Regions from separate parts of the Homo sapiens genome. Here regions 1 and 3 are each linked to region 2. Evidence: chromatin loops called from intact Hi-C (ENCODE). Cell type or tissue: gastrocnemius medialis. All regions are shown on one strand. Links, peaks and the distances in the headings refer to the core of each region. The heading gives the core; the rest is flanking DNA.

What was found. Peaks named below come from ENCODE experiments on the same cell type or tissue, not always from the same donor. Only the 100,000 strongest peaks of a DNase experiment are listed, where the experiment ranks them.
Region 1: a loop joins it to region 2, with 7 times the contacts of the local background. A loop is called at or near these places in 13 of 110 quality-filtered maps.
Region 3: a loop joins it to region 2, with 4 times the contacts of the local background. A loop is called at or near these places in 5 of 110 quality-filtered maps.

Annotation. Positions count from the first base shown.
Region 1 is chr2:16,653,667-16,659,941 of GRCh38, reverse strand. All of the region lies in intron 1 of CYRIA (CYFIP related Rac1 interactor A), which reads left to right. Among named protein-coding and RNA genes, the nearest start is that of CYRIA, 9.0 kb to the left of the region's middle. In gastrocnemius medialis, for the core only: no CTCF peak of the experiment used is centred there; a DNase peak (open chromatin) is centred at 3,031; H3K4me3 peaks cover 647 bases; H3K27ac peaks cover 5,000 bases.
Region 2 is chr2:16,725,875-16,732,149 of GRCh38, reverse strand. No RefSeq gene overlaps it. Among named protein-coding and RNA genes, the nearest start is that of CYRIA, 63 kb to the right of the region's middle. In gastrocnemius medialis, for the core only: no CTCF peak of the experiment used is centred there; a DNase peak (open chromatin) is centred at 3,269; H3K27ac peaks cover 1,077 bases.
Region 3 is chr2:16,635,996-16,642,270 of GRCh38, reverse strand. The region is part of intron 1 of CYRIA (CYFIP related Rac1 interactor A); the gene reads left to right. Among named protein-coding and RNA genes, the nearest start is that of CYRIA, 27 kb to the left of the region's middle. In gastrocnemius medialis, for the core only: a CTCF peak has its summit at 2,624; no DNase peak of the experiment used is centred there; H3K27ac peaks cover 2,608 bases.

The DNA of each region.
Region 1 (6,275 bases), core at 413-5,412, 72 kb after region 2:
AGGAGTGGCACAGAGGGACCAGCTTACTCCCATATTCCAGAGCCTTCACCACAGTGAATGCAGAAGAAGGTTGACCTCACAGATGCCTTGGTTACTGCAATGTGCTCTTCTGTTTTAAGTTAATGTTGCTTTTTAAAAATCATTATTTGGTTTGATGATTCCTGAGTTTCAAAATTAAATGCACAATCATTTTTCGATCATGAGGAACAATGAGTGACAAGCTCTTATCCCAACACTCTTCAAGTTCTCTCATTCGCATTGGCAACCAGATGCAGGCCTTTCCAGCCACGGTGATGAGGCTGGCTCCCAGTCACCTCATGTGAGAAGCTTCATGCTGTGGTTGGGGCAAGAGCAAGTGGAGAGTCCAAGAAGACCCGGGGTCTTGTAGTCACGCTGCCCACTTACAAGCAGCCTGGGCTTTGACAAGCTGTCGATCTCCTGAGTCTTGTGTTCCTACTGAGCCATGTAGGGTATTGTCAGCAGGACAATGATAAACATTTTGTACCCACTTTTAGCAATCTTCTGAAGAACGTTTGAAACAGATATTATCCCCATTTTATGGATGGGCGAATGGAAGTCCAGAGGTGTTAAGGAATTTGCAGAATGTCACCTCATTAGAAAAGTGGCATAGCTGGTATCTGAAACCACATCTGTGTGCCTTCAAAGCCTGATCTCTCTGTATCACCCACACTATAAACAAGAGCTGTGCATATGTGAGGAGCATGGAGTTAATTAGCATGTGTCTTGGGTAGAACACTCATCTCAAAGAGCTGGTGAGTTTCTGCTAGCCAGAGGAGCCTCCATACCTTAGAACTGAATGAAATATAGCTTGTGTTTCAAGTGCTTCCCTGTGACTGGTGTGTCTGTGTTTGGCTGACGTCCTTCAGGGTGTCCTTTGCTCAGCCCACCTCCACGGAGGATGCCACACAGAAATAATGAGCTGAGCCTGCACTGAGTGCAGTATATGGCCTTGTTGAGCTGTGGATCGCTCCCAGTTGAGGCAGGTGGTATCCAACTTACTTCTCAGGCCCTTCCTTGGTACAGCTTGCAGTCATGGGAAGGAACACAAGATAACTATGTTCTCAGCTTACAGAGTGACAGGCATGCATGCTGATGAACACCCCTGCTCTTTCTCCTCTATTCCACAGAAACTGGGGGATTAGATAGCTAGGTAGATGGATGGAATGAAGAGAAAAGAAAAGGAAGAGAAAAGGAAGGGTGGAAGGAAAAGAAAAGAAAAAAAGGAAAGGAAAGAAAGGGAAAGACAGGAAAAGAGGAAGAAAGAGAAACTGAGACCAGTGGCTTTTCCAAGGCTGAGACAAGAACTCAGCTACCACAGCTCTCTGAAATCCAGACAAGTGACATCTGCTCCTTGAAGTTCTGGAGCAAGTGTTTGGAAGCAAACAGACCTGGGTTGGATGGAATCTTGGCCCTTTCCTTGGGCAAATTCCTTAAGCTTGCTAAGTTTTCCAGTTTGTGAACTAAAGTTAATAATGTTTGTGTCTCAGGAATATTGTGAGGAATATGTGAATTAAATATACATCCATCTTCCTTCTGGCCTGACCTTTGAATAAAATTTGTTTGTAAAGTTTTTGCTACGTCCTCTAGGTTCCTCTTTATTTGTTTCTCTGGGTGGGAAATGACGTGAAACTTGTCCTTTCTCTGACAACACATTCCTGAATTGTCCCTGAAAAAGCCCCACATAGTCAACCCCTCTAGACTTCTGTTTCTAGCTTTCGAGCTTTCAATTTATGCCTGAAGTGAACCTAGCCACATTATTTCCTAGATTGTAACAAGGATAATGATTCTCATCAGCATCAAGCACTGTACATGCACTATATGATCAATCTCCTTATCCTAAGTCTTTTTCTTATTTTTTAAACATGTATTTTTTTTCTGGAGTCTTGCAGTTTTAAATCCAGGTCCTTGAATACCTTCAGAATTAATAAATGGGGTCATAAGCTATTTTTTGACACATACACATTCGCTTATTTTTAAGTCCAAAATCCAAAAAGCTCTGAAAATGGGAAGTTTATTTCATCATGCATTTGAAAGCAAAAGCTGGCCCAGAGACTCTATAACTTTTATGTATTACACTCAAGATGAATGAGGTTTTCAGCAGAAAGATAAGTGTCCCAGACCCTGCTGGGCATGTATGTAATACATGGCTTATGCACTCTTTACCTTTCTAAAAGACATTTCTGAATTTGGAAGCACATCTGAGCAAAGAGTCTCAAAGAAGGTTTTGTGGATCTTGCAGAAAGCCTAAAAGAACTGACTGTGTCGGCAAAGTCCAGATGACACAAGTGAATATCCTACCTTTGGATATTAGAGGGTATGGTGACATGGCCCATCTCATGCTTATCAAAAGCATTAGTGGCCATTTTTATATTTTCTCAATTAACTGAATTAAATGACCATGCTTGGCACAAAAACAAAACAACAGCCAAAAAAAAAAAAACAACAAAAAACATCAAAAAACATGGGCTCTCAAATTTCACTGGGACAAAGTCATTTTAAAAAAAATTTCCTGAGAAGTAAAAATAAGCTGGGAATTTTTTATTGAGTGTGGCTTATAATTAAGTTTTGGTTTTGGCCTTGGAGGGGGATGGCAGAGGGAATTTTTAAATCTTACTCATCATTTTGCCCATGTGAGGAAGAGCCAGGGCTGAAAGAGTGAGCATGGGGAAGTGAAAAGCCTCAGCCGAGCGTGAGAACATTTTGGTTCTTATTTTGGGTCTGTTCTTTGGTTGTAAAGTGAGCTTGAGCTTGTCACTTCTCTTCCTTGGCCCCTAGGAACTGAGTTTCTAAGTAAATGACTTCTTCCTTTGTCTCTCTGAGAATTAAGACATGGAGGCTAGGACGTCAAAAGAGGAGGAGAGTGGGAAGCACTGAGCTGTCTGTCTGGCTGTACTGGTAACTTCTGCCAGCCCCAGGCTGACCTCTGGAGGGATGTAGAAAGTTTCCCTGTGCTCTCTGCTGGGTTCCCTCTCGGGTCTTCCTTTACTTCTTCCACAGCTCTAGTGTTTCTGTGCCTTTGGCTGGTTGCCTCAGATGTATTTTGGCCCTGGTGACTCGACTGCCATTCACGCCACTGACGCTCACGAGGTCTCACTGGCTGCTTGACCAAGCATGGCCATTGGCAGTGGCCCTAATGGCAACGGCCATTCCAGCAATTGCTCTGCATTTCTCTCCTGTTTTCTCTTTCTTTATGTCTTTGTCTTTTGAGTTTATTATTAATGCATCATAATTCTGACATTTTCCAGATCAAAAGATTAACATTTCTTTCAGAATCTGATGATGTTTAAAAATCAGCAGCTCCTCCTCTCTGAGGACCCACTGTGTCCTTCTGGAGGAGGGTCTCACCCACTCACAACCAGTGATAGCCATGTAGCTTCCACCACGGAGGAGTGACCTTAACTTCCAGGATCCTGAAGGCCTTTGGTTTGCATAGACTATTGGAGCCACTAGGGAGCTGTAAATATGGTTCACATCAGCGCACATGGAGAATAGGGTGCCTCTGGGGATGGCTGGCCCTTAGAAACTAGAGAGGCCTGGACTTGTGAGTGTATAAGTATGATGTGTGTGGTTTGAATGGATGTGTGTGGTTGGAATATATGTGTGTTTATGTGTGGCTTGTGAGTGGGTGTGTGGGTGTGGATATGTGGATGTGTATAGCTGTGTGTGTATAGGTATGTGTGAGTGTGGGTATGTGTGTGTGCAGTTTGTGAGTGGGTGTGTGGGGGTGAATATGTGGATGTGTACAGGTGTATGTGTAAGCGTGTACATGTGCATTGGGGGAATCCTTTTCATTCCAAGGAAGAGCTGCAGAGGGCAGGAATCTGCCAGGCACTCTCTGGACAAGGCTCTGCCCTGGCCTTTGTGTAGCTCACAGGTGGAACTGACTACTCAGATGCCCCTGCAAGCCAAGGGACCTTTTGTCTTTCAAGGACCGGTAACCACCAAGAAAGGCAATTCTGACATTAACTGGCAGAAAGCAACTGAATTACATTTCTTAGGGAGAAATATCCAATTCTGCTGCTTCAGAAACATAGAACCCTGTAAATCTTATGCTACACATTTTTAAAACACCCAAATCATTTGCATATGCGACTTTAGAAATAAAAATAAGTGAAAGAAAAACCCAATTCAGGTTTAAAAAAAAAAGACCAAGAATGCATTCAATTTTATGTAATAGTCAGTTGGGGAAAGTAGGAAAAAGATTATGAAAGAGAAAAGAAAGGGAGGGAGCAGGAGAAGCTGTGCTGCAGCTGTCTGAGCCCCTGCGTGATCAGGCCGTGCTCCAGTTGCCGCACATTTACAACTCCTTCAGGTTCAAGTTCTTTAGGGTCAAGCCCAAGCAGGGCTTAGCAGAGTTGAGACACTGGATGTGAGGGAGAACGAACAGAAGAGAATGTGAAATATTGTTGCAGTTTTGCTTACCAAACTGCGGAGGATCAGGAAGACCATGTGGGCAGTGGAGTGAGCACTGTCCAAGGAGTCCCCTGGGTATAAGCCTAGCTCTGCCACTGACCTTCTGCCTAACTTGTTGTAAGCCTCCTCCCCTCCCTGAGCCTCAGTTCCTCCATTTTTAACAAGTATGTTTGACTAGATGAAGTCTAAAGCCATTCCTGGGTTGGTGAGGCAAGCCCACACACTAGGCCCCACACCCCAAGCCCAGAGGCATTCTCAAGATGGAAGAGGAGATTGTTCAGCTCTGGCCTGCAATTACTGAAGCAAAGAGCCCTCTTCCCCATGGGTCTGAATTGGGGTTTCCTCTTTCATCACTTGGGGCGAGCGAGTGAGCTTGTACGGGTGTGGATGGAGTGCTAAGTGCATATCTCCTGTTTTTTCTCCCTTTAAAACATCTGTGTGTCAAGGCCTCGTCCCTCTTTCTCCCTTTCACACTACATGCTCAACCTGCTAGTAAGGTCATAGGTTGTGTAAATTTATCTGTTAAACCTCAGATTCAGGAAATAGATTGAGTAGCTCATAGAAACTAAAATAGCTACAGTGTGATCACTATTTGTGGTATATGAATGTGAGTTATTTTTTTCTAACCAGTGACTTATAGCTTGCCCAGTCCAGTCATGACCCTTAATTTTTCATAGTATTCCCAAATTTTTAATTATGTTAACAACAGTGAATTATGCTATTCAGTATACATTTAGCACCTATTAATTCTAACTATTTGGATAGTATTTTTGTATACATTTTTTCATCCCACAGACACCTTCTAAGGTGATATTTTCATTTCTTTTTTAAAGATAAAGACAATGAAGCTAAGAAGGTTTTTTTTAAAATTTGCTTTAAGACATAGGACTGAAAAGGGCTGAAAATGGGGCACCAGGATTTGGTTGAAGTCGGCCTGGCTCTAAAACTTCTACACGTTTCCATACCACACAGCTCGCACTGCTTCCAGGCCACAATTTTATTTTTTTTTAAAGAAAATAAAATCCTTTTTCCTGCCATGACTGGAGTCTCTTAAGCCTCAGAAAATATGATCATAGCTTGATTTCTTTGCCTTTTTCCAGAATGGAGTCCCATGGCACGCCCTACCTTAATGTAAATTTCATGCAAATAGTATATGGTATTTCTACTTAACAAACTTTGACCATGTATTCCCAAAGTGCCAGACAGTTTTCTGGATACTTCCAGATGTGTCATTCGATGGAAGAAGAAGTTGTGCTTTTTATTTTATAGAGAGCAAAACCAAGACTCGGAGAGATGCAAACATTTTGGCTTGCTTGGTGAATCAGTGATTCACAGGCTGCAGTTTTATAGAGCGCTTGGGGTTTTGCCTTGCCCTGGAACAGAAACACTCCTTGTTGAACCAGGAGATCAAGCTGACCCACCAGCTCCCACCTCACAGGGCTGGGCTTCCCCAGTATCTGTCTGCTGGTCATAACTCAATCTGCTGGCTGTGGAGAAAGGCAACTTCCTCTTGTCTCTTCCCATGTTGTTTCAGCCTGCCCCACTACTGGCTCAGTTTAGCTCACCCAAAGTCCATTTTCAGTTTCATGGCTCATCATAGACTTGCAAATACTATGCGTTAGCTTCGTATTACAGAAGAGAAAATGGTAATGTGATTTACGCAGGATCACACATGAGCTACATCCTGTTTTCAAAATGCCCTTTCTTTGCCTGGACAGACCCTTTGAGATTCGCTTCTGGTGTAACATTCGCCATAAACCTTCCCCAGGTCCCCGTCAAATTCATCCGTCCATCTGTCCATCTACTTATTCAACAGATACTTATTGAGCACCTACAATGAG
Region 2 (6,275 bases), core at 559-5,558:
CCAGAGCTAAAGTAAAAGTGTATATGTGTTTTAAAAATGGCTACATTTAATTACCAATTTTATTGGAGATAAAATTTATGACCTGGAGGATTCATCTGAAAAAAATTATCCAGAATGTACCCCCCCACCAAAAAATAGAAAGACACAAGTAAAGAGACATGAACAATAAACTGAGAAGGTATTAATATGTCTAATTAGAATCACCAGAGGAGAAAGAAGAAAGACTGAAGTCAAATCACTGCTTTAAGAAAAAAGGAAGAGGTACAATAATTTCAGAAGGAAAGTTGAAGACTACAAATGGAATAGTAAACAAAGAAAATGTTAAAAATGTGAGTAAATGTAAAAATATCTATTGCATTAAACTATTATAATATGTTTAGTAAATTCATACACCTAAATAAACAAGAAAGAGCCAAAATTCAGGACAACATTAGCAAATTATTTAGAATTGAGATGATCAGAGTTAATGTGTCATAAAATTTTCATACTGTTTAGAAGAAGTTAAAGATACTGACCAAGTTCAGAATTTAACTTGTGCGTGTGTGTGTGTGTGTGTGTGTGTGTGTGTGTGTGTATGTAACTTCCACAATAGTTGAAGAAAATTAAAGTATGAAAGAGAGATATAAATCAATCCAAAAGAAGTCAAGAAAGAAAAAAGATAGGGCGTGGTGGCTCACACCTGTAATCCCAACACTTTGGAATGCCAAGGAGGGTGGATTGCTTGAGGCCAGGAGTTCGAGACCAGCATGGCCAACGTGGCAAAACCCTGTCTCTACTAAAAATACAAAAATTAGCTGGGCATGGTGGTGGGCACCTGTAATCCCAGCTACTCAGGAGGCTGAGGCAGGAGAATCACTTGAACTGGGGAGGTGCAGGTTGCAGTGAGCTGAGGTCATGCCACTGTACTCCAGCCTAGGTGACAGAGAGAGACTCCATCTAAAAAAAAAAGAAAAGAAGAAGAATGAAAGAATAAAGGAAAGACAAAAAACTTGGAAACTACAAATGGTAGTAAAGGAAGGATAAATTGGTATAATGGCTTTTGAAAACAATTTTGCATTGCCTAAAGGAATGAAATTTGCATTTTTGACACAACACTGTCATTTCTAAGTATATAGTTTAAAAACTATATTTTTAACTTGCAATCTACACTAAGAGAAATGTTCAAAAATGTTTATGAGAATTTCTTACAAGAACAAAAAATAATACTCTATCATCAGGAGAATGGATACATAAATTGTGATGATTTATACAGTGGAACCCTATATAACAACGAAGGAACTCATGGACATTGGTCTTACGCATCATCATGGATGGATCTCGAAGATATAACGTTGAGTGAAAAAAGCAAATCAGAAGAATACGAATTGTAAGTCATTTGATTCAATGTACAGAAAGTTTAAATATAGGTAAAACTGTAATGTGTTGTTTACATATGATTGCAAATGTGGTCAAATTCTACAGAAATAAAAAAGATAATTCAAAAATTCAGGAACGTGGTGATCTGAATTTTTTCCCTAGGGAGGGGAAGGGAATGGGTCAGAGAAAGGCACACAATGTTTTCAAAAAGTTGACAATCAAGCCAGGTGGTAGGTATCTGGGTGTTCATTTTATTATTATTCATTAAAGTATATGGCTATATTACGCACACTCATTTGTAAGTTTTTAAATGCTTCTAAAAAATAATAGAGAGAATAGGAGAAAAATGAATGCCAGTAGTGCCAAAAAAAAAAAAAAATGATGGTAATCTCATCCTTACAGCAGCAAAGTAGTGTTTCAGTTTCCCAGAGGACAAGATGCCTTTTTTTTGAAGAATGAATGGAAGATCTCTAGATCAAGGGGATGCCTGCTCAGAGGCAATTCAGAGCATGGACAGTGGAAAAGCACAAGTGACTGTGTCTGTCTGAGGCGTGGGGTACACTGGGGGCCTGGCAGAGGCAAGGCTAGAAAGTGAGGCAGGCGCCGGAGCTGGTTTAGAGCCTTGTTCATGCTCATGTCACGATCAGGAAGGCATTTAGCTGACTTGGAATTTCCTCTCGGTGATGGCCTGAGATATCATATTTTATGTGGGTGACAGGGATGAGATTCATTTTAAGTGAAGCACACATAAATCTCTATTCTGAACGGCCTTGCAGCACTCTCTTGCTGGAGGATGGGATGTGAGCCTCAACCTAGAGGCAATGGGAAGAGTCTCTTGGGTAGGAAGGAGATGAATGCCTCAATAGACACACACTGCCAGCATTTCAGCAAAAACAAGTGTATGAAACCATTTTCTCTATGGTTGGAAAATTATCATCATCATGAGTATATTAAACTTTTTTACTTAAAATGTGTTTTTGGCTATTAAGTGCAGTATATTTTTTGATGTTTAAAATTCAGACAGAGAAATTGTGGCCAAGGAAATTGTCAGGTATCATTCACAGTAATTAGAAACCAGAATTCCTGCAAACAGTTAAAACCCAGGACTCCCGAAAGCTTAAAAAGTGATGATGAACTTAGAAAATGAAAGTCAAGAACTGTTGAGTACAAACATTCGGGTTGACCCTCTCTGCACTGTGAAGTTGCAGGCAGAGAGGCAGAACTTTCATTCTGTGATCACTGGTGCTTGTCAGATATGGAGTCCACGTCATATGATGACTTCAAGAAGGAAGAAGAAATGGGTCCAATGAGAAAGGAAGATGAGGAGAGAGCACGCCATGACATAGTCTTTCTAGTGGAAAATGACTAACACTAATTTCTTCAAGCGTCTAAGTCATCAACTGCCTTTCAGAGAGCCTGAGACACTGTGCAGGGAATATGCAGGCTAGTGCCTTTGAAAGCAAATTTCTCCAATTTACCAGTTGTCCCAAACCATGATCACTTCTCATCTGACATCTTATTACCTCATTCTATAGACAAAGAAAGATGCAGTGCCCATTTATTTTTCTTCTAGACATTCTGCCCAGGAATCATATTCACTTGTGTTCAAACTAAAGATGCTCTGGGCTAAATTTCTCTCCTTAGTTTGGGCTACAGGTGGTCTCAGATCTATTTGGGCTTTGATGTTTATAGCTCTTTTATGTTATGAGAAAGGTGGCTACATATGCCAAAAGTCTCTCCCCTGCAATAATGTAGAACCAGTATTTAGTTTTGCATTGTTCTACAGTGTTTCCTCAGATGTAGCAGAGTGAAACAGTGACTCTTAAAATAGATCATCAACTCAGAGAGAAACCTGATGAGACATAGTCAAGAAGGATGAAATGATGCCCAGACAACTGGCGGAGTACTACGTGCAGAACAATCCCGTGCTCTGCAGTAAGTAAACATGCAGGAAACAGACCCCTCTGTTGCCTTTAACGTTGCAAAATCATGACAGGAGAAAACATGCTTCTTAACCTGTTTTCTTAAGTTTAAGAAAAACAAACAAAACCTGATGTTTTATGGAAAAGTTACCTTGATGCTCACAGAGAGTATTGGCAGTGTTATTACACACTTACAAGGTATGAAACTCATAGGAATTGTGGTTTTGGTTTTTCTTGTTTTATTTTCCCTATTTCATAAGAAAAAATGATCAAAACAGAAGTACTTTGAGAAGATGAAACACAGTCAGCTGAGTTGTTGAAATGCCCCCAAATTCTTACATAAGGATGGAGATGTATGTCTCAGCCTCTCATGCTGGCCATTGTAATGGGAAAAGCATTTGAGAGTCAGTGAACAGCTGGCTGCTTAATTACAAGAAAATTGTTATTGGGACAGCTACAGAATACACAAAGCTGAGATTCTGGGTCTTTTTACACAAAATATTTTCTTATATAAACACTACTATTTGTATTATCTTGAACATTAATTTAATGTTAAAATTATTCCTAAGAAGGTGTGTTAGTCCATTTTCACACTTCTGTAAAAATACTACCTGGGACTGGGTAATGTATAAACAAAGGAGGTTTAATTGACTCACAGTTCTGCATGGCTGGGGAGGCCTCAGGAAACTTACAGTTATGGCAGAAGAGAAAGCAGGCACCTTCTTCACAAGGCGGCAGGAGAGTAAGTGAGGGGGAGAAGCACCAGACACTTATCAAACAACCAGATCTCATGAGAACTCACTCACTATCACGAGAACAGCATGAGAGAAACCACCCCCATAATTCAATCACCTCCCACCAGGTCCCTCCCTTGACATGTGGGAATTGCAGTTTGAGATGAGATTTAGACACAGAGCCAAACCATATCAGGAGGATAGGATGTATGAAGCATTCTTAGGAAATATATTCCACACTCCTCTTTATGTTGGTAAAAATACTTTCCTATATTCCTCATACCCATGTCAATCTCCTGACTTGTGTTCTCTCCTAGGATTTATTTGTGGTATCTCTTGTGCTTTTAGATATTTAAGCAGAATTGCTTTCTCCATAATGTCTTGGTCCCAATCACACTAATCATATGTGGTCACTCTATTTTCACCTTCATATATATTTCACAGTCTTTCTTTTGGAAAAAAAAAATCCTATCTTCTGGGCAATTCTTATCCCTAGCCCAACAATCCTAATCATAGTTCGGCTTTCTGGCAGCGTGTGGCCTTTTCCTTGGCAATGTTGATATGAAGCAATTCCAAAACAAGCAAATCCTAGTAAGCCTCTGTTTTCCCAGAAAATAGCATGGCACACTCAACAACTCGTGGGTGTTTTTGCATCCTCGAAAGTTCAGCTGACAACCTTCATTGTCTTCTGCTGTCTTGGAAATTGAAAGGTCACCTTAAAGTAGAGGCAGCTTTCCCTGTGTCACCCAATGAGTTAGAAGAACTCTTGACTCCCAGCTCTTGCCACACAGTGGTGCTAAGATCATGGGTATTTGACTAGGTTTCTGTTGGGTATTGGGCCAGGGAATTTTGACTCCATTTTCTCTGGTTACATCAAATCCCGATATTCAGTGATCCACTATCTGGGTTTTTGTCACTCGTGGCTCCCTTCCTTCCCTTGCTGCCAGCAACTCTATGTCCTCCATTCTGAACAAACATCACATATGTGTGCACAGGAGAGTGCTTGCACACACACACACACACATTGTCATCATCATCATTGTCATCATCTCCACACCTCCCACCCCTTTGACCCTGTTACTTTCCTCCTCAAATATCAAGGAAAGCACCCAACAGGTGAGAAGGGCTTCTCAGTGTACCTTTTCTGCAGTTAATTGCCTCCTATCCTCTCTCTGACATTCAATGCGCCATTGAGTTCAACCAATATCTGCTGGAAACTGTGTTAGGCCTTAAGAATACATATTTGAACAGAATATTGGCCTTACCTTCTACTTGTTCACTGTCCAGTAGGGAAGGCAATCGTGAAAATAAATAATTGAAAACGAAACATGATTAATAAGAGAACTGAAAGATTATGTGACTCTTCTGAAGTCACAAGGCCAGTGACTAAGAAAAAATGACTAGAACCCAGGTTTTTTGTATCCTAGCTAGGGACTTTAGCAAAGTTTTGCAGAAAAAAATACACATTAGTTTTAATGATAATGAAGCAAAAGTGACTTAGCGAAAAAAATTGAATTGCCCATATGTGTGTGAAGAGCTTTAAAATGCTGCAAGGAATAGACAGGAATAAAGACGGAGTAGAAAGGTGAAGAGGAGGAAAAGGAGGAAGAGGAGAATGAGAAGGAGGAGGAAGAGAAGAGGAAAAAGACTTTAAAAAAATAGAATAATATATGTTCTCATATTCCATTTTAAGAAGGTGGATACCAAACAGTATCTTGCCAATGACTGTTGGCAATTACAGTGCTTGCCAATTACTATTGCTCTAAGCCTCGGAAAGAGTCTCTGAAGTCATCTGGGGTGAGTGTAACTTCCGGAAGAGAGTTGGGAAATGTAGAGCATGAGAGATCAGGCACTGGGCCTCTCCAGAATAATAGTTTCTTTTGGATTTTCCACTCATGGAAAGTGGACTCCTTCCAGAAGAATCAGAAGAGGCAAGGGCTAGGTATTTGTTGGAGTGTCCCCCACCCAGCTCCAACAGAAGAAATATTGAACCAATCCCCAAAGGCAGAAAGGGAATGCATACTGGCTGGAAAAGATAAAATGTGATGAAGTGGAAAAAACCCATTCTGGAGTCAAACTACCTAGGTACTGGTCCTAACTCCTCCATCTGCTGATGTCAACCTCAGTCATGCCACTTTACTCTCAAGTACTTGAGTTTTTTGTGTATAACAGGAGAATAATTATACTGTCACTGTTAGCCTTCTAGGGAAGCACTATGGTAACGATAAGTTAAAGAATGCAAAGGTCAGGTATTCTGAAAGGC
Region 3 (6,275 bases), core at 372-5,371, 90 kb after region 2:
AGTTCTGTTTTGGGCCACGCTGAGTTTGAGTTAGGCATTGGAGTGTAGCTTCTGAGTAGACTGCTGGTTATTGCTGGCAAGGGAGAGGTCAAAGCTGGAAATATAAATATGGTATTTATCAAAATAGAGATGATATTTGAAGGTGTGAAACTAAGGCAAGATCACCAAAGGAGTGAGTCCTGATAAAGTAGAGAGGCTGAAGGGCCAAGTCCTGGGAAGTGCCAATATTAAGAATTTAGAAAAAGAGAAAGAGGCAACCAAAGAGACTGAAAAGGAGCACACATTGACTAGAAGGAAAATTAAGAGACCCTGACCTCCTAGAGATCAAGTAAATAAAGTCTTTCTAAAAGGGATGATAACTCAATTGTGTCAATTATTGCTAATGGGTTTAATAAAGATGAAGAGAGAGTTGACCATTGGCTTCAGCATCGTGGAGATCACCATGTCCTCTGCTCTCACCCCCAGCCCACCCAGCCTGCCTCCTTTGCATGCCATCATGGCATGATCTGCTTATGTTGCTGCATCTCCTGCAAAACATTTTTCTGTCTGCCATCCTGCAGGCACGCTCACTTGTGTGCTTATGCAACATTGGTGAGCACCTCCCATGTGCTAGATGGAATGAGTATGCAAAGTTAAACTTGGTATTTTTCTACCCTCAGATGTCTTACAGCCTAAGGAGAAAAGCAAGGTGTCTAGAATCTGTTACAGCAAAAGAAAGGGATTGAGGGATAGTAAAATTATGAGAGTTCAGAGGACAAAGAAATTTTCTCTGGGAGTCAAGGTTGAGTCCATGGCTGAAGTGGCCTTTAAATTCGGCCTTGAATGCTGGATAGGATTTAGAATTAAACAAATGGAGGAGAAAGAAGAATATTTTAGAAAAAGGGGCATATAGGAGTAAGGGCATGCAGGTGGGAAGGCTGGAAAGGGGACCCTGGGCTGAAGGCGTGGCATACGGAGGAGAAGGAAGAGCGGAGAATGAGGCTAGGATTTGGGCCAGGGACTCAATGAAGAGGGCCTTAGAAAATAGAAGCTGGGCTTTATTTCTTAGTCAGTGGAGGAATCATTAAAGGTTTTTGAGCCATAGAGTGATGCAATAATAGCCGTGCTGCTTTGGGAAGAGTCATCTGGCTGTGTGTGCAGAACTGTCCAGGAGAAAGATAATAAGGGCCTAAATTAGGGCAACAGAAGTGGGAGCAGAGGAGGGGGCGGATGTGAGGCACTGTAGGATCAGAGTTCACGGGCTCAGCACTCCAGAGGGATAGGCACATGGTGTGGATCTGGGTCCCTGGGCCCTCCCTGAGAAACTCGTCAGCCTTTTGAGGTCAGTGGCCTCGGCTGTCCCTTGTGCTTGTCATCCCCACCCCCACCCCATCCTCTTCCAAGCCCATGTGTGCTCAAGCTTCACCTCGTTAATGAAATGAAGCTGCTTATTTTTGGAACTCTGTGATTAACATAGTTTCTGTGTTTAGGAAACAAAAGAACCCTGTGCATTTCAGGACTCTCTACCTGCACTGTGTCCACCTAAAAAGGTGAGAGCTGACGCATCCAGGTCATCTCTGGCCTCCAATCTCTGATCTTCTGTTGCACCTGATCTGATCCAGTGCCTGCAGCATCACCAGTAATTTTGAGCAAAAGCAGCTCTGGAGGCCCAGAGAGGGCGATACACAGTGCCACCCAACCAGCAGCACCAGAGGAAAGGCCAAGCAACCAGATGGGGCTCTCCACTCTGCCTCCATAAATCTAGGCAGGCTGCCTGCCCATTTTCCCTAGAAAACCAGCCTAGTCGCTTGGCCAATTGTGCCAGAAGATGGAAGCCCTCTCAATGCCTTGTGGTTCTCCCAGTCCCCAGCCAGGGCCAGCTGGGGCATGGCAGGCTATGGCCCCCAATGGTATCATCACTGATTTCAGGAGGCTAGAACCCTAGCGCTGTGGGGGAGGGGCTGGCCTGCTGCCAGTCCCAGCATCCCAATTCCTATGGCAGTGCAGGGGGAAGAGCCTCTGTGGGGGCGAGGCTGGCTTCCTCCTGAATCTGCCCATAAAAGGATAAAAGTGCTGCTATCTAGTCGGCATTGGTAGGATTGCTGATGATAAATTTTTTAAAAGTGTGGATTTTTCCCCCTTTTTGCAAGGATGTGTGTGTGTGCGTGCAGGCGCATGCATGCGGGTGTGCCTGCATTCACACAGTTTGCAGCCTGTATGTGCTAACAGATGGATTCAGCCTCATCTTTTATCCGGTGTTACAGAAGATAAAACTGAAACTGGATGATATGCTGCCTCTTCAATTTAAAAGATAAAAAATAAAATAAAAAAGCTCTTAAAGGGAAGCCCTTATGGTGGAAAAGAGTGGTCCAAAATATTGTCAGGCTTTACTCAAAAGGCAAAGAACAGCAGAGCCATTCGAAAGTAATTTTTCTCCCTCCTCCCTCTCTGACTTATCCAAAATATATCATCTATGTGTCAGAAGTAGGGCAAGCTTTAAGGCTATTATGAATTATATATCAAGGGATATCATTTCCCAGGAGTCTTGAACAAATGCCCAATGGTTTAAATTTTACAGACACGCTCTTCCCCCCAGTGGCAGCAATTTCTGTCACTGCAGTCTTCCTGAGATGGAATGGGAAAGTGTTTTGCAAAATGCACAATGGGACGTTATGCTAATAAAGGTAATTGTGCAGTGGTTGGAAACCATTCCTTCCTGAAAGAGGCTTTTATCCTCCACAGACTGCCCCACACTGCAGGTACTTAGGCAGCAGGCTGCTTCCACTGGTCTTGCCTTCTTTTAGCTGGAGTCAAATACATCCAGGGTGAGGGCAGATTGAAAGAGGGAAACTGAAATCAACTGGGCATTTCTGTGCCCATCGTGTAAGACAAAGACCTTGCCATTTCATCTGAATATCAGATATTCTTTGCCTATCTATTTATTATTCTCTAAGATTCAGGAAGAGCTTTGTGAAAGTCATTCTTTTATCTAAAATTGGAAACATACATTCATTGGCGAAATAAGAAAGGTGGGTTTGAGGGTCTTGGTATTTTGCTTCCTTACCGCTATTGGATGGATCAGAAAGTTAGCCCAGAACATGGGAGACGAGGACGAGCGATTACCAGAGTGCATTGCTGGGCAGGGCCTTCCAGACAGTAACAGCGACAGCTGCAGGAAGTGGCTTTCTCCGCTCCATGCTTCATACTCTCCCTCCCAATTTATTCTTTTGAAGTGGATATTTTAAAGTTCTGAGATTTTCTGTATGCAGCCTTGAGAGAATCCAGATATAATTATTTATGTAAGTTTGTCGTTTTCTTAATCTTTAATAATTATTTATTAATTATCTCACTTTATTCTTATAACACTTTTGAGATATGGAGGGCACATCATGTTTTTCCCATTTTAGAGAGAAAATAATTGAAGGCTTGGTGAAGTCACTTGAGTAAGGGCACTACTGCCAGAGTAGTGATATTACATAGATACAGATATAGATCTACACACACAACACTCCACACTCACACGATATAAAATACAAACCTGACAATAGCACCCTGTCTCTGCAAAATAATAAAAGGTAAAACCCTACGTTCAAAATGCAGATTCCTTTACAAGTATTTGCTAGGCCCTCTGTGGTCCGCCCAGCCCCTGCCTCATGTGCGGTGCAAGCCTCCCTCCCAGTCCAACCCATCAATTTCTTATGCTCCAGCCACACCCCTTCATGCAGAGTTCCTCACATGAGGAGGTTTGTCACTTGTTCATTTTCAAGGCCCGTGCTCTGTGCCTGAACACCCTATTCCTACTTCACATCCTCACAGCATCCCTTAGTGGTGCATGGAATTCACACTCTGATTAGGCCCCAGCCCCTCCAGGAAGCTTTTCCCGGCCAGATCCCATCACACAGGTGGAGTCCGGTGCCCACCACGGATGCTTCCACACCAGCCTGTGCAACTGCCACACTGTACTTAATCGTCATTTCCTGTGTTTATATTTCCTGGAAGCTTACGGGCTGTTAGCAAACAAGATGGAGGTACCATACCTTGTTCTCTGAATCTTCATCCCCAGGGGTGGAAGAAATTCAGGAAACCAGTAACAGCCTGCAGGGTGGGCTCCAGTGAGATTCCTTCTCCTTCTTACTGCTCCTCTGTCTGAATGAACCTCAAAGGCTTTACCTAACAGGTAGGCTTCGGTAACTGTGTGCTATTCAGGTGTGTGGCTCCTTCCAAACCCCAAGATGAGGTCACAACTGCCACCCCACCCATCACCCCCCGTTACCCAGGCCCTCAGCACCACACTTAGCAGACATGTTAATGAAACATACTGATTTCCAGGGTCTGTGGCATCTGATTGGTCCCTAAGTGGACACAGTCCCTGGTGAAGGACACAGAGTTCAGGATCAGACACCCTTCTGCCATTGACTGGCTGTGTGATGTCAGAAAATTCACCTGAGCACTCTGGACCTTTGTCTCTGCATCAGTAAAATGAGAGTGGTAGATGCTACTTGAAGCTATTTTGTTAATGAGAGATTATTTTGTATAATGAAAGGTACATAAATCATATGCATAAGTATTTGCCATTATTAGCATAAAAAAATTCAAGTTTGCAATCCAATATATTAGGGGTTTGTTAATTAATAATATGTGGCAAAATTATTTTGTCATTACTGAAGAAGTCATTGGCTTAGTCAGTTCAGGATACTGTAACAGATTACATAGACTGGAGTACTTAAATAACAGAAATACATTTCTCACGGTTCTGGAGGCTGTGAAGTCCAAGATCAAGATGTGGGCAGACCTGGTGTCTGGTGAGGGCTGGCTTCCTGGCTTGCAGATGGCTGTTTCCTCATTGCATCCTCATATGGTGAAGAGAGAAAAACATCATCTCTGTTGTGTCTCTTTTGAGAAGGCCACTAATCTTATTCACAAAGCTCCATCCTCATGACCTGATTCTTCCCAAAGAATCTTCCCTCACCTCCAAATACCATTACATTGGGAATTTAGGCTCCAACCTATGAATTTAGGGGGATACAAACACTCAGTCCCTAGAAGTCATCTTGTTGCTGCTTTAGATATTACAACTTTTAAGTTAAAAAGAAAAGAGTTTGATGAGCACTGCAATCAAAGAAATCCATTAGCTGTTTGGCCAAACAGATTTCTTTATCTCACTCAGCCTGGGCATCACAAGATCCACTGTGCTGGGATGTGGATGTGAGGAATGAATGACAGAGGAGTGATGAAAGGGGCCAAACTCAGCCCAGGAGATAGCCAGCTCCTGGTGTGTGGGGGTTTTGGAAATTTCTTTTCTATTTTTTGTTGTTTGAAATGGGGTCTTGCTCTGTCACCCAGGCTGGAGTACAGAGGCATGATCATGGCTCACTGCAGCCTCAACTTCCCAGGCTCAGGTGATTCTGCCACCTCAGCCTTCCTAGTAGCTGGAACTACAGGCGCATGCCACCATGCCCAGCTAATGTTTTGTATTTCTTTCTTATTTTTTTTTTTGGCAAGGGGTTGGGGGAGAGATAGGATCTTACTACGTTGCCCAGGCAGGGGTAATTTCTTTCCCTGAAGTTGTCCTACTTCCAACCTGTGGCCCTAGGTCCCAGATGGATTGTAACCAGCTTGTCCGGAGTTCTGAGTAAGCCTTGCAGAGGGAGTGTAGAGACCTCAACAAAAACATTTTCTCTGAATAGATAGGTGACTCAGCACTGGACACCAAGAAAGCTGCATTTAGCTGAAAGTCAGTAAGAAACTCGGGACCGGGCCTGGGGCAGTTGGCCTCCTATCCTGGACCATGAGCTCCTCATTCACAAAGCAAGGGGCTGGGCAGAGAGTTGCCCAGGTGGCTTCCAGCTCTGGCATTCAGTGCATCTGAGTGAGTTGTCATTTATAGACCAGGAAGGGCGAAATTATCCCCATTAATCTGCTCACAGTTCTGGTGCTTGAGAAGCCACTGGGTCTTGCCACATCTCGAATTAGCTCTGGGCCCTTGGGCTTTTAATTAAAGGGCTTTGTGAGTCGGATGGTTTATGGTCAGATTCAGATCTTCAGGGAGACACAGAGGGAGGTCCTGTGTTCTGTCATCTGCTTGTTTAGAAATCAGCTGCCACTCTCAGTGTGAGAACTCAGAATCCGGAGTCTTGCAAGGGACTTCCAGCAACGGCTGTGGTTACACCTCACCCCCTACTTTCGCTGACTCCAGACCCCAGAGGCTGAGGGACAGTAGATATGCTGCCTGCCATTGCCTCTTTCCTTGTGCATGTCTGAGTGGTGCCAGCCTGATCAGATTCTGTTGCAGTTCC